2 separate regions of the Homo sapiens genome follow, and region 2 is linked to region 1. The links are chromatin contacts, found by Hi-C or POLR2A ChIA-PET in ENCODE. All regions are on one chromosome and are shown on one strand. The core of a region is the stretch at or near the end of the contact, and the rest is flanking DNA. Distances in the headings are between cores, read along the strand shown. Region 1 holds the start of PTEN (phosphatase and tensin homolog). Region 2 overlaps ANKRD22 (ankyrin repeat domain 22).

Region 1 (6,143 bases), core at 120-2,619:
GTGGGAATTTGGAAAGTTCCCCAACTAGGGACACACGTGACCTCCTTCGGAAAGTAGTTCCGACTGTGGCCCGTGTATCCTTCCACCTCCTTTTGAACCCTCCTAGGTCTCCTCGCCCCGCCCACTCGCTGGGCTGCAGCTTCCTACCGTTCCGTACTTTCCACTCAACCCGGTAACCCCAAACGTGCACGGTCCGGCCGGGGCGCGCGGAGCCTGGCCCCGGGCGATCCATCCTGCCGGGTTTTCACGGCGGCCAAGGGGGGGCGGGGCTAGGTGGTCTCTGAGAACCGAGCTTGACTCCGACGCCGCGAACCGACCTGGAGCCCGAGGGGAAAGATGCTCGACTCTCTTGGGGGCACCGGAGCGGGCGCAGGAGAGGCCTGCGGGGTGCGTCCCACTCACAGGGATCCTCTTTCAGTTCATTTAGATAGGTGCCCTTTGGGCCCTTGAAATTCAACGGCTATGTGTTCACGTTCAGCACGCTCGGCTGAGAGCTTTCATTTTTAGGGCAAACGAGCCGAGTTACCGGGGAAGCGAGAGGTGGGGCGCTGCAAGGGAGCCGGATGAGGTGATACACGCTGGCGACACAATAGCAGGTTGCTCTTTGTGCTAAGACTGACACCATGAGGACACAGATTTGGGGGAAGGGGGAATCTCTAGGCAAAGGCTGTTACAGTCAAATCTCTGCGAACGATTGTGATCCGACAGCGGTGCAAAAGGAAAGAGCGAATGCAGTCCACGCCGCGGAAATCTAGGGGTAGAGGCAAGGGGGGAGGGTATTCCCCTTGCAGGGACCGTCCCTGCATTTCCCTCTACACTGAGCAGCGTGGTCACCTGGTCCTTTTCACCTGTGCACAGGTAACCTCAGACTCGAGTCAGTGACACTGCTCAACGCACCCATCTCAGCTTTCATCATCAGTCCTCCACCCCCGCCCCACAACAGCCTACCCTGCCTCCGGCTGGGTTTCTGGGCAGAGGCCGAGGCTTAGCTCGTTATCCTCGCCTCGCGTTGCTGCAAAAGCCGCAGCAAGTGCAGCTGCAGGCTGGCGGCTGGGAACCGGCCCGAGCAAGCCCCAGGCAGCTACACTGGGCATGCTCAGTAGAGCCTGCGGCTTGGGGACTCTGCGCTCGCACCCAGAGCTACCGCTCTGCCCCCTCCTACCGCCCCCTGCCCTGCCCTGCCCTCCCCTCGCCCGGCGCGGTCCCGTCCGCCTCTCGCTCGCCTCCCGCCTCCCCTCGGTCTTCCGAGGCGCCCGGGCTCCCGGCGCGGCGGCGGAGGGGGCGGGCAGGCCGGCGGGCGGTGATGTGGCGGGACTCTTTATGCGCTGCGGCAGGATACGCGCTCGGCGCTGGGACGCGACTGCGCTCAGTTCTCTCCTCTCGGAAGCTGCAGCCATGATGGAAGTTTGAGAGTTGAGCCGCTGTGAGGCGAGGCCGGGCTCAGGCGAGGGAGATGAGAGACGGCGGCGGCCGCGGCCCGGAGCCCCTCTCAGCGCCTGTGAGCAGCCGCGGGGGCAGCGCCCTCGGGGAGCCGGCCGGCCTGCGGCGGCGGCAGCGGCGGCGTTTCTCGCCTCCTCTTCGTCTTTTCTAACCGTGCAGCCTCTTCCTCGGCTTCTCCTGAAAGGGAAGGTGGAAGCCGTGGGCTCGGGCGGGAGCCGGCTGAGGCGCGGCGGCGGCGGCGGCACCTCCCGCTCCTGGAGCGGGGGGGAGAAGCGGCGGCGGCGGCGGCCGCGGCGGCTGCAGCTCCAGGGAGGGGGTCTGAGTCGCCTGTCACCATTTCCAGGGCTGGGAACGCCGGAGAGTTGGTCTCTCCCCTTCTACTGCCTCCAACACGGCGGCGGCGGCGGCTGGCACATCCAGGGACCCGGGCCGGTTTTAAACCTCCCGTGCGCCGCCGCCGCACCCCCCGTGGCCCGGGCTCCGGAGGCCGCCGGCGGAGGCAGCCGTTCGGAGGATTATTCGTCTTCTCCCCATTCCGCTGCCGCCGCTGCCAGGCCTCTGGCTGCTGAGGAGAAGCAGGCCCAGTCGCTGCAACCATCCAGCAGCCGCCGCAGCAGCCATTACCCGGCTGCGGTCCAGAGCCAAGCGGCGGCAGAGCGAGGGGCATCAGCTACCGCCAAGTCCAGAGCCATTTCCATCCTGCAGAAGAAGCCCCGCCACCAGCAGCTTCTGCCATCTCTCTCCTCCTTTTTCTTCAGCCACAGGCTCCCAGACATGACAGCCATCATCAAAGAGATCGTTAGCAGAAACAAAAGGAGATATCAAGAGGATGGATTCGACTTAGACTTGACCTGTATCCATTTCTGCGGCTGCTCCTCTTTACCTTTCTGTCACTCTCTTAGAACGTGGGAGTAGACGGATGCGAAAATGTCCGTAGTTTGGGTGACTATAACATTTAACCCTGGTCAGGTTGCTAGGTCATATATTTTGTGTTTCCTTTCTGTGTATTCAACCTAGGGTGTGTTTGGCTAGACGGAACTCTTGCCTGGTTGCAAGTGTCAAGCCACCGATTGCTTTCTTAGGCTATCTATATGGTCTCTTCCTGAGGGCTATTGTCCGTTAATACAGAATACAGTACACTGTTAGTGGATTAGCGAGCTCGGTAATCCGGTCTCCTAAATGAACAAAAAAGTAGACGCTTTTTGAGGTTGAGCATATTTCGATTAAATCTTGGCTTAGGCCCTAGATCAAGGGTTTAGATCAGAATAAAATGAAAATTAGTGTTGCACGTACGCATATTGCATCAGAATCTTGCAGTGATTGTTTTAGTTTCCTGAGTTGCATTGATAGATTCTTTTAAAATATGACTGATTTGCATAACTTTAGAAGCAGAATCATTTTCAGTATATATGGTGCACATTGAGGGCAAAAAGTAGTTTTGTTAATGTTTAAACTTAAGTTACCTACAACTTTGAACTGTATGTAGAAGTTTTGTAGTTTGAAGTCAATAGTGCCATAATATACCTTATAAGGCGTTCTTACTAGATCTTTGTTATATTTACCTTTTTCTCTCCCTATGGGGTGATGTAGGATAGTGCTTGAAATTTGCACTTCAGTAGCATTTAATGTTCAGTGCTCTTGTCATAAACATAGAATGGATATTGAGTAGTTTCTGATCCCAGATGGTAATGTGTAGGTTCAAGGGTATTGTGTGTAGCAAGTGAAGATTGCAGAAATAAAACTTCAGTTCATGCTTGAAATTTAAGTATTGTTGTGATGCCAGAATTGCTGCTCACCGTTTTTAGGTTTCAGGTCCTCTGACACCTTTTGGTATCGTTAATTTTACTGATTTGTGTAGAATGTCAGTTGTATTTTACCAGCTAATATCTAGAAATGCTGGCAAGAGGGGTTTACTCCAGCTTTAGATTGTAGGTATGTTAGCTTTTTTCATACAGTGTATTAAATTTACTGAGTCAGCTTGCTGAATAAGACAGAAGCCCAAGAATTTTAACAGTGTGTAGCTTTAGTTGTCTAAAAGTTAGGCCTTCGGGCTTCAAAAGTTAGTGGTCATCGAAAAGCATTAATCTTTGCAGTTTCAGGTACAACACATTGGTTTTGATTAGGGATGGGGATGGGGCCCTCTTTTTGCAGAATGGGGAAAGTATTGACAGGAATTGAGAGCTATTGGTAGGCCAGTGTATAAGGTATGTGAAAACAGAATTAAGTTATTGGTCTGAAGTGACTGAAGCATTTAGGCTCTATCAAGGCCTAAAATTTGGTAATATGAGTTTGGTAATGCGAATTGTGGCAGTGGACAATATTTAGTTAAAATTATGTAATTGCATAAGTACTAGCACAGTATTTTTAATAAAAGTTATTTCTTAGCAAATGTCAGTTGCATTTTGTCTAAAGGTAGAGTGACACTACAGTGTCTATATGTCCTGCTAAAAATTGTGGGGAATATTTTTTTTTAAGACAGCGTTTATATCGGGAGAGGTTTTATTCCGTTGGATTATGTTAGCTGCATATAAATGTGCACAGTTAATTTTGCCCAAGTTTTTGTTTTGAAATGAATGTAAAACTTACTGAAGAAGTAGCTTCCCAAAATTTAGTTTTCTGTTAAGCCAAAAATATTATTTTAAAAGAGTATTTGCAAATTTTGAAGTTGACATTAATTGAGAATGTTACTAAGGCTAAACTGGACCCGCTTGCCCAGAAGATAATTATGGAAAAATTCTTTTGTGACTTCCAAAGCAGTCTACTATTAGCATGAATTACTGACAGTCATCCAAATATATAGGAACAAAAAATTAAATGTTTATGTAACTTTGAAAAAAAAGCCTTTGAAGAAAATAATTGAATGCTGTCTGGGAGACAGATTTCTTTCAGCACTTAAAGTACATAACACACTACTTTTACTTTTCCCACTTGATTTTAAATTATCAGGGTTATTAAGACCTTAAAATTATTTTACCAGGTTTTTACATGTGAGCTGTGACATGACTGGCATTTTCTTTGATTTCAGCGTATGTTGGTCTCTACACATGAAATTTGTGTGACTTAAAACTTTCTCTAAAACTGTACTTTTAGTTATGATATGCATAGAAAGCAGTATCAAATATTGCGTCAAATGACTAATAACACTTAATTTCTAGAGTTGTGGTTTTATTGAGCCAAAAGTTGATATGAAAAAAAGTCAGTAAGGAAAGTCAGTGAAGTGCTTGCTTTTTTGATAATTGCACTCCCAATAATTTTGATATTCCAACGTACTTGGTTTGCTTGTTTTCACGTTAATGTTTTCTGTTTATTGGAGTGGGAAGGCATTAAAATTGTCATTGAAGACTTTGTCTTTGACATGTTGTAGTATTTATTTCAGTAACTAACCTGTGAAAAGTTAAATTCCTTTATGAAAGTAGTGATTGGAGTATTTTTATCTGATAAAGAAAGATTAATAATGAAGCCATTTCTCCGAGGAAAATTGAGGACAATAATTCAGTTTTAAAATATTATCGCAAAATTAAATTATTCTAAAAATTTGTTAGTAGGGTTATATGCTTAATATTAGTCTGAAATATAGTGCTGAATTTGAGACTATAGAAAAATTAAGTGTATTTAGGGTATGTGGAAACGTTAGGCTTCTGTTGTATTTTTATTGTTTGGTAGATTTGCCTCTTTTCAAATAAATGTTCACAGGGAATACTTTTAACTTGTAGAGAGTACAGTGACTATTGAAGTTACCTAAATTACCTCAAGGTAAGTGATTACTGAAATTAATCATGAGGGTTTTAAAAAGTATTCTATTCACAACATTTATTTTACATTGTTTTGTATCTGCTAAGTTATATTTCCTGAAAAACATGACTGGACCACCTAATTGCTGTATGATAACTTACAAACTTCATTTTTCATAGTGCTTATTCAAGTGTAAAGCACAACTGAAAGGAGTAATGTACAGTTTATATGAGGAAAAAGGAATTTTATTGCTGCCAGTGTAAAAGTTTGCACAGCAGTATAGTCATCAATGCAGATTTACATTGCTTATAATATACTAAGTAAATACTAAATGATTAAAGATAATAAAATATGGTGAGGTATAACCACCTTCATTTTAAACTTAGTTTTAGAAGATAGTAAAGAAAGATTCCTTTATTACCTTTTTAGAATTTTATTTTTAATAACATGGGAAAGGCAACTGGTGATATTTTAATTTTTGTATGGAACAGTGCATCTGCTTTCTCATAGCCACATAAAATACATAAACTTCTTAGTGTTATGAAATGGCTTACTTTTTGGAAGTGAAGAAGTCTTCAATTCTTATTTTCTAATGTTATTTTGAAATTTGCCTCCATTTGCTGTTTGTTCATTTGGTGATAGCGCAACACTTAAAAAAATATTTTAAGCCGCTTCTGAAGTAATCACTTCAGTGACTTTTAATGGAGGAGTATTTGTTATGGGAAATTCACTTCACAAAGTTTTAACATTAATTCACTTGAAGTAAACGTGCTATTTTTAAATTTTCATCTCAATCTTTTAAGTAAGACGAAAGCTTAGGAAATCACTTTTATTATTGATATTGTGTGTGACTTCAGAGTTTGTAAAGAGAATTGTAGAAGTGTTGCATGCATATGACAATTTTCTGCTTAATTGAAATGTGAGGCCTCTGCCATACTACAAGGATTTAGCTTCCAGAAAATGTAATATTA
Region 2 (5,888 bases), core at 1,054-3,553, 970 kb after region 1:
ATTTATCACAAATTATGCCTGCTGATTGAACTATGTTTTATTTTGCTGTTTAGCCTAATAAAATGTCCTTGGTATGTGTCAGTCTTTCTAAAGTAGGCTAAGATAATTGTTCGTATTAGGAGCTGCAAGCAATTTAAAAAATGACATGCACCACTTCTAGTGATTCAAAGAGAAAAGAATTATCATGAACAATTACACTCTCCATTCATGTCATGACCTCACCTGGTTTTTGAGGTTGACATTAGCATTTCTTCTTAAAAGGAAGGAAACGATTCTCACATGCCCTCGCCTGCAAGCACAGATCAGGGGCGTGTCTCCATTAAAGCCATCTTGAACGTTGGCATAGCTGCTGTCTTCTTTCACCCACCGCCACACTTGTCCAAAGTCATTCTGATAGGCTGCTTGGCAGATGGGCTGGGTCGGGAAAAACAAAAGCAGGTTTTGAAATACTGGCATAATTAAACCACAAAAACGAAAAAAAAGTCATAACCCAATACATTAAAATTTAAATGTTTTAAAATTGTAATATATTGCTTTGCAGGTGAGATTTTTTGGTCTCAGTTATGCCTAGCTTTAAGTCTAGATCAAGAATTAGCCCATGAGGAACCTCCTACATTTTCCTAAGTTTTCTTGGCACACACTTATGTCCATCAAATGGATGAATAAATAAATGAAATACTACAAATTCAACTCAGTAAGGAAACTATGTATAGTGCTTACAGGTAGGTGGGCCTGTCGGAAAAGCATTCATTTTCTTTACTAAAGATAAAATACCTTTATCTTTATCTTTACTAAAGACAAAATACCTTTATCTTTATCTTTACTAAAGACAAAATACCTTTATCTTTATCTTTACTAAAGATAAAATATCTTTATCTTTAGTAAAGACAAAATGTCTTTATCTTTATCTTTACTAAAGATAAAATGTCTTTATCTTTATCTTTACTAAAGATAAAATAGAAAACAAGCATATGGGGAGGAGTTTAGGGCAGTACTAGTGATGAAATAAGACCTACATAGCACCCTGTATTCAAGGAGCTCAACAGAGCAGAAAAGACAGTTTTTTAGGCAAATAATATACAAATTATATGGTTAACTACACTTGATTAGATGCTGTTTATAAAAAGCATTATACAGAGCTTCACAAGGCACCATGGGAGTTTAATAGCAAGACTTCAGGTAGCATGATCTTGTCCTCTTTCCCTCCTCTGCTCCAGCCTTTCTCGACTTCTGTTCTTCAAAGTTTGGTTGAACCAAACCATGTTTGGTACCTTCCATCTGGGCTTCTGCCCTGAATACTCTCTCTGCATAAAACACACCACCTGCCTTTCTTCTGAATAACACCTAGCTCACCCTTCATGTCATAATTTAATTTTCATTTTATCCAAGAAGTCTTTTCTTACTCCCAACATTCAGTATCTCTCCCTCACAGCAACTGACATACTGTAATTCTTTTCTTAATTATGTACAATCATGTATTTAGGGCTAGCATGAATCAGGAGAGGTTTGAGGCAGTGCTGAGAAGGAAGGCACTGAAGTTCAGGCCGTAAACCCCATTTTATTTACTGCTATTTCTCCAGCATTCAACACAGCACTCAGCACATGGGAGGCAAACACTGAATATTTTTAGACTAATCTTCAGATGATGTCTTTTAAAAAGCATTTAGAGTAATACCTGGCATATGGATGGTGCTTAGTGTATGAAAGTTATCATTATTGCAATTGTCATTCTTTAATAATCAAGTCAAATCCCTGCTGTGTGCCAGTCACAGGTACCAGAGAATAAAATATGTTATCTTATCCATGTAAAATGTATCTGTCAAGTGGGGAAATAGGACAGAGACACACATACACAGAGTAAATGACAAGAAAAAAATTTTTTGGTATGGGTAGGTACATAAGCACCTGTGGAAACTGGGACGTATCAAGGGGAAAGTCAAGTGGGTGTATTTGCTAATAAACTGAGGTTCTAACATAGCCAAATATCACAATAAGTGAACTATGTTATACTCTTAAACCTAAAGGCCTACTCATGAAAGAAACATCCTAACAGAAAATTAACTCAGCAGCAATTAAAGGCAAACTTCTGTACCTTAAAAATGAAATGAACATGATACATGGGCTTTAAGTTTCACTAGAAATGCACAATTTCACAAATCACCTATTCTGTTATCCTGAAGTCTTCCCTTTACTAAGCTTTCCAACAGTTGGGCACTTCAGTGTCTCAGCATACTGTGTGGCTGATGCAGAAAGGACTGGGGCAGTTGAAACACTTGTCTCATGTCAGAAAAACAGGATGTAATTGTGGCTCTGTTACTACCTCCCCCGGTGACTGTGGACAATTCACTTCCCTACTGTATCTCAGTGTCCTCAGTCATTAAATGAAGGAGTAAGGCAGAAGTTCCCTTGGGTTTTCATATTCGATTATTTCTGGGACTCTAGTCTCAACCAACAAATCTTCCACATCACTGCTGGAGTCCAGGGTTATGTCAACACAATAGTGCTTAAATAAAACCTTCAGTGACTTGCCATTGTCCTAGCAGCAATGCCCAGTCATTTGGAGTTCAAAAATAAGTAAAACAAAACTAAATGCAACAAGACAGTGTTAAGTCACCAACTCTTAATTTTTCAATTAAATGTATTTAAAACAATACTATTATTTCATAAAAGATATTTTAACAAATACAAAGATAAATGAAGGGTATTTTAACAAAATATGTAAGAATATAATCACCAGGGGGAAAGCAGTTCTTTATATTGGGTAGATTTAGTTAGCTTTATAGAAAAATTCATTTTATTGTCCTTTTAAAAGATTTTACCATAAACTAGTGAAAATTTAATAATGGAGTGATTAGCAGTGAGCACTACTCATCAAGCATTTGGAAATTGGTGGTCTACCATGAATAGCTTGGAAACAAGTGGCTTTAGAGCTCTTTTTCTCTTTTCTCAAATATTTAAATAACTTAACAACATTTAAAAAACTAGAATATTTCATGTATTAATCTGGCTTTCCAGCTTCTCTTTAAAAATGGAAAGTTTTGGCTGGGCGCGATGGCTTACGCCTGTAATCCTAGCACTTTGGGAGGCCGAGGTGGGTGGATCACCTGAGGTCAGGAGTTCGAGATCAGCCTGGCCAACATGGAGAAACCCCATCCCTATTAAAAATACAAAAATAAAAAAATTAGCAGGGCATGGTGTCTGGTGCCTATAATCCCAGCTACTCTGGAGGCTGAGACAGGAGAATCGCTTGATTCGGCAGTGAGCCGAAATCGCGCCACTTCATTCCAGCCTGGGCGACACAGCGAAACTCTGCCTCAAAAAAAGAAAAAAAAAGAAAGAAAAAAAAGAGAAAGTTTTGCTAACACTGGGCCCATATTCCTGTAGGATACCAAATAACTGGTGCTTAGTGGCAGTGACTCCAATTCTCCACAGTCCCCACCACTCGCCATCACATTACACTGGTTCTCTTCACTCATCTATGTTACCTGCCTGGTAACATAGACCTCCAGGAGCTCTCTGCTTAGGCTTCTCAAAGTCTTTACTAAGAGCTAACTAAAAAGAAGAAGAGGAAAAGATGGGGAGTTGTTCTGCAAGAGTCACTCAGTGCTTTTGAGGGCTTTCTCAACCCCATTTGAGCAATATTATGTAAAATACTAACCCTATCTTTAGTCTTTCTTAGGCTTCCTAGATCCAAGACACAGAGTTACCAGGAAGCTAAGTGTCTTCCTTCTCGGCTGAGATGCACAAGTACAGTCATACTTCACTTCACAACAGGGATACGTTCTGAGAAATGTGTTGTTAGGTGATTTTGTCATTGTGGGAACATCACAGAGTTTACTTACACAAACCTAGATGGTAGAGCCTATTACTAATATGGTATAGCCTGTGGCTTCTAGGCTAAAAACCTATACAGCATGTTACTGTACAGAATACTATAGGCAGTTGTAACACAATTGTAAGTATTTGTGCATCTAAACATAGGTGAACATATAAAAATATACAGTAAAAATATAGCGTAAAAGATAAAATGGTACACCTGTATAGGGCAGCTCCATTATAATCTTATAGGAACACTGCTGTATATGCTGTTCATTGCTGATCGTGACATCATGTGGTGCATGACTATAATTTAATGTGAGAGTCGCACTAACGCTGAAGACTCCATGCTGTTATGAACTTGCGGTTTCCACTAGGGGGCAGCGCAGCGTAAGAAAAGCACTGACAGCGGGCAGAAGGGAAGTCCAATAGAAAGTGCTGGTTCACAAGCCAGGTATGAAAAAGAGAAGAGGTTGTCCATTTGGGTTGCTGGAAAAGCTATCATAAACCCCTTTTAACCCCTTAAGCTCTGTAATTTGGGGGCACCCTGGGTGTAGAAGAAACACACTTGGGAAATTATTATAATAACTCTATCCCCTAATAGTCTCAGAACCCTTCTGTCCATCCTCACTGCTAAAGTACTGCTTCAGATCTTCATCATTCTCACCAAGACTATTGCACACAATTCTTTCAATCTCACGTGTTCCATATGCCGTTTTTACAACTTCATCTCCTACCACTGTCTTATCCACACCCTTGATCTAAATAAAGGTATGTGTGTTATTAACAGCCATCTCCCCAGCTAGACTGTAAGCTATATAAGGGCACTGTGACTACATGAGGCTACATTTTGTCTGTACTGATTCATCATTGTACCCCCATAACATAGTGCCTGGCACATGGTAGGCATTCAATATGTACTTAGTGAGTAAATAAGAGAAGGAAGAAATTATAAGATGAGCTAACAGTTATTGAGTAGCTCAGTTATTCTATATTAATCCTCACAACAACCCTCTAAAGTAGTATTAATATACCTGTTTTGCACAGATGAAACTAAGGGAAATTGTTTTCCTTGCCCAAAGTGACATAGTTCACAACTGGCATGGCCAAGAGTCAAATCAAGGGGAATGACTGCAGAATGCGTACATTCTATCTCCAATCACTTTAGTCTTAAAAATCAGCCTTCAAAATGTCTTCTGGCTACAAGACTTCGCATTTGATATTTGTGTCCAAAATTAAGCTACAGTCTGTATTCGGGATATTGATCTGTCCACTTGTGGCACTGACTTGCTGGTTATACTGGTTATACATCCAGACTCCTTCTCCAACCTGACCTAGAATCAGCAATATCCACCAAGAGATAAGAAGTGTCATCAGAGAGTCTGCAGAAGAAACAGAAAAACGTTAAGACTCAAAGGCAAAGAAGTGAAAGTTTCAAGAAGGAAGACAAAGATCATTGAATGTGATCATTAGCAGCCATGCAGAGGCCAATTTTCATACAGTGATGGGGCTGAAGGAAGAATACAGAGGCCTGAGCACATTGTCTATGAAGAATTAGAGGATGCAATTGGAGAGGAATTGTAGTCAGTTTGGCAGTGAAAAAGCTGTTAGGGAAAGCTAGAGACTTCAAAGAGGGGGGTAGCAGTGTCCAGCCAACGTTCCACACGTTTGTAGGCAAAGTGGTGTCATCAAGTGGTTACAAATCCAGGCTCTGGAAACAAACTCTCTGGGTTCCAATCTCAACTCTGCGACTTAACAGCTATGTTATTTGGACAAGTTACCTAGACTCTTCATGCTAAGTTTCCTTCTGCTTTTGATAATCATGCCTTCTTTATAAGTTTCAGAAAGAATTAAATGTAACTGTGCAGATGAAGCACTTAGCTCAGATCTGAGTCACAGTAAACCCTCAATTAATGTTAGCTACTCTTATAATTATTAAAGCATAAGGAGCCAATGAAGATGGACAGGAGTGGTTATGAGAGGGTAGATAATTGATCAAAGAGAGTGAAGAGATGATAGGATAGAGAGCATTAAGATGGAAACATTAGTCTCCTACATAGAAGGAAAATTCT

What was found. A loop is a pair of places that touch in the nucleus more often than their neighbours do. ChIA-PET counts read pairs that join two places held with the same protein, here RNA polymerase II (POLR2A). Pooled maps may share reads with other maps.
Region 2: a map of naive thymus-derived CD4-positive, alpha-beta T cell shows a loop between it and region 1 (2.2-fold over the local background). The contact joins the enhancer-like site here to the promoter of PTEN in region 1. A Hi-C loop is called at or near these places in 3 of 168 maps with a recorded cell type or tissue (CD4-positive, alpha-beta memory T cell and naive thymus-derived CD4-positive, alpha-beta T cell) and 12 of 50 pooled maps. POLR2A ChIA-PET finds 5 or more read pairs at or near these places in 1 of 52 experiments (OCI-LY7).

What each region holds. Positions count from the first base shown.
Region 1 is chr10:87,862,256-87,868,398 of GRCh38, forward strand. PTEN (phosphatase and tensin homolog) reads left to right here and starts at 1,370. Exons shown (of 9, transcript NM_000314.8): 1 at 1,370-2,293. The coding sequence starts at 2,215. It overlaps KLLN (killin, p53 regulated DNA replication inhibitor), which reads right to left and starts at 1,278. Exons shown (of 1, transcript NM_001126049.2): 1 at 1-1,278. The coding sequence starts at 232. It overlaps MLDHR (mitochondrial lactate dehydrogenase regulator), which reads left to right and starts at 1,304. Exons shown (of 1, transcript NM_001433720.1): 1 at 1,304-1,399. The coding sequence starts at 1,304. The coding sequence ends at 1,399. RefSeq lists enhancers at 5-94, 345-524 and silencers at 1,125-1,434, 1,525-1,664.
Region 2 is chr10:88,831,613-88,837,500 of GRCh38, forward strand. It overlaps ANKRD22 (ankyrin repeat domain 22), which reads right to left. Exons shown (of 6, transcript NM_144590.3): 2 at 223-414. Among named protein-coding and RNA genes, the nearest start is that of ANKRD22, 17 kb to the right of the region's middle. RefSeq lists an enhancer at 4,338-4,487. Within about 2 kb of position 2,304, at least 3 of the 41 ENCODE cell types and tissues checked have a DNase peak (open chromatin) inside an H3K27ac peak, as active enhancers do.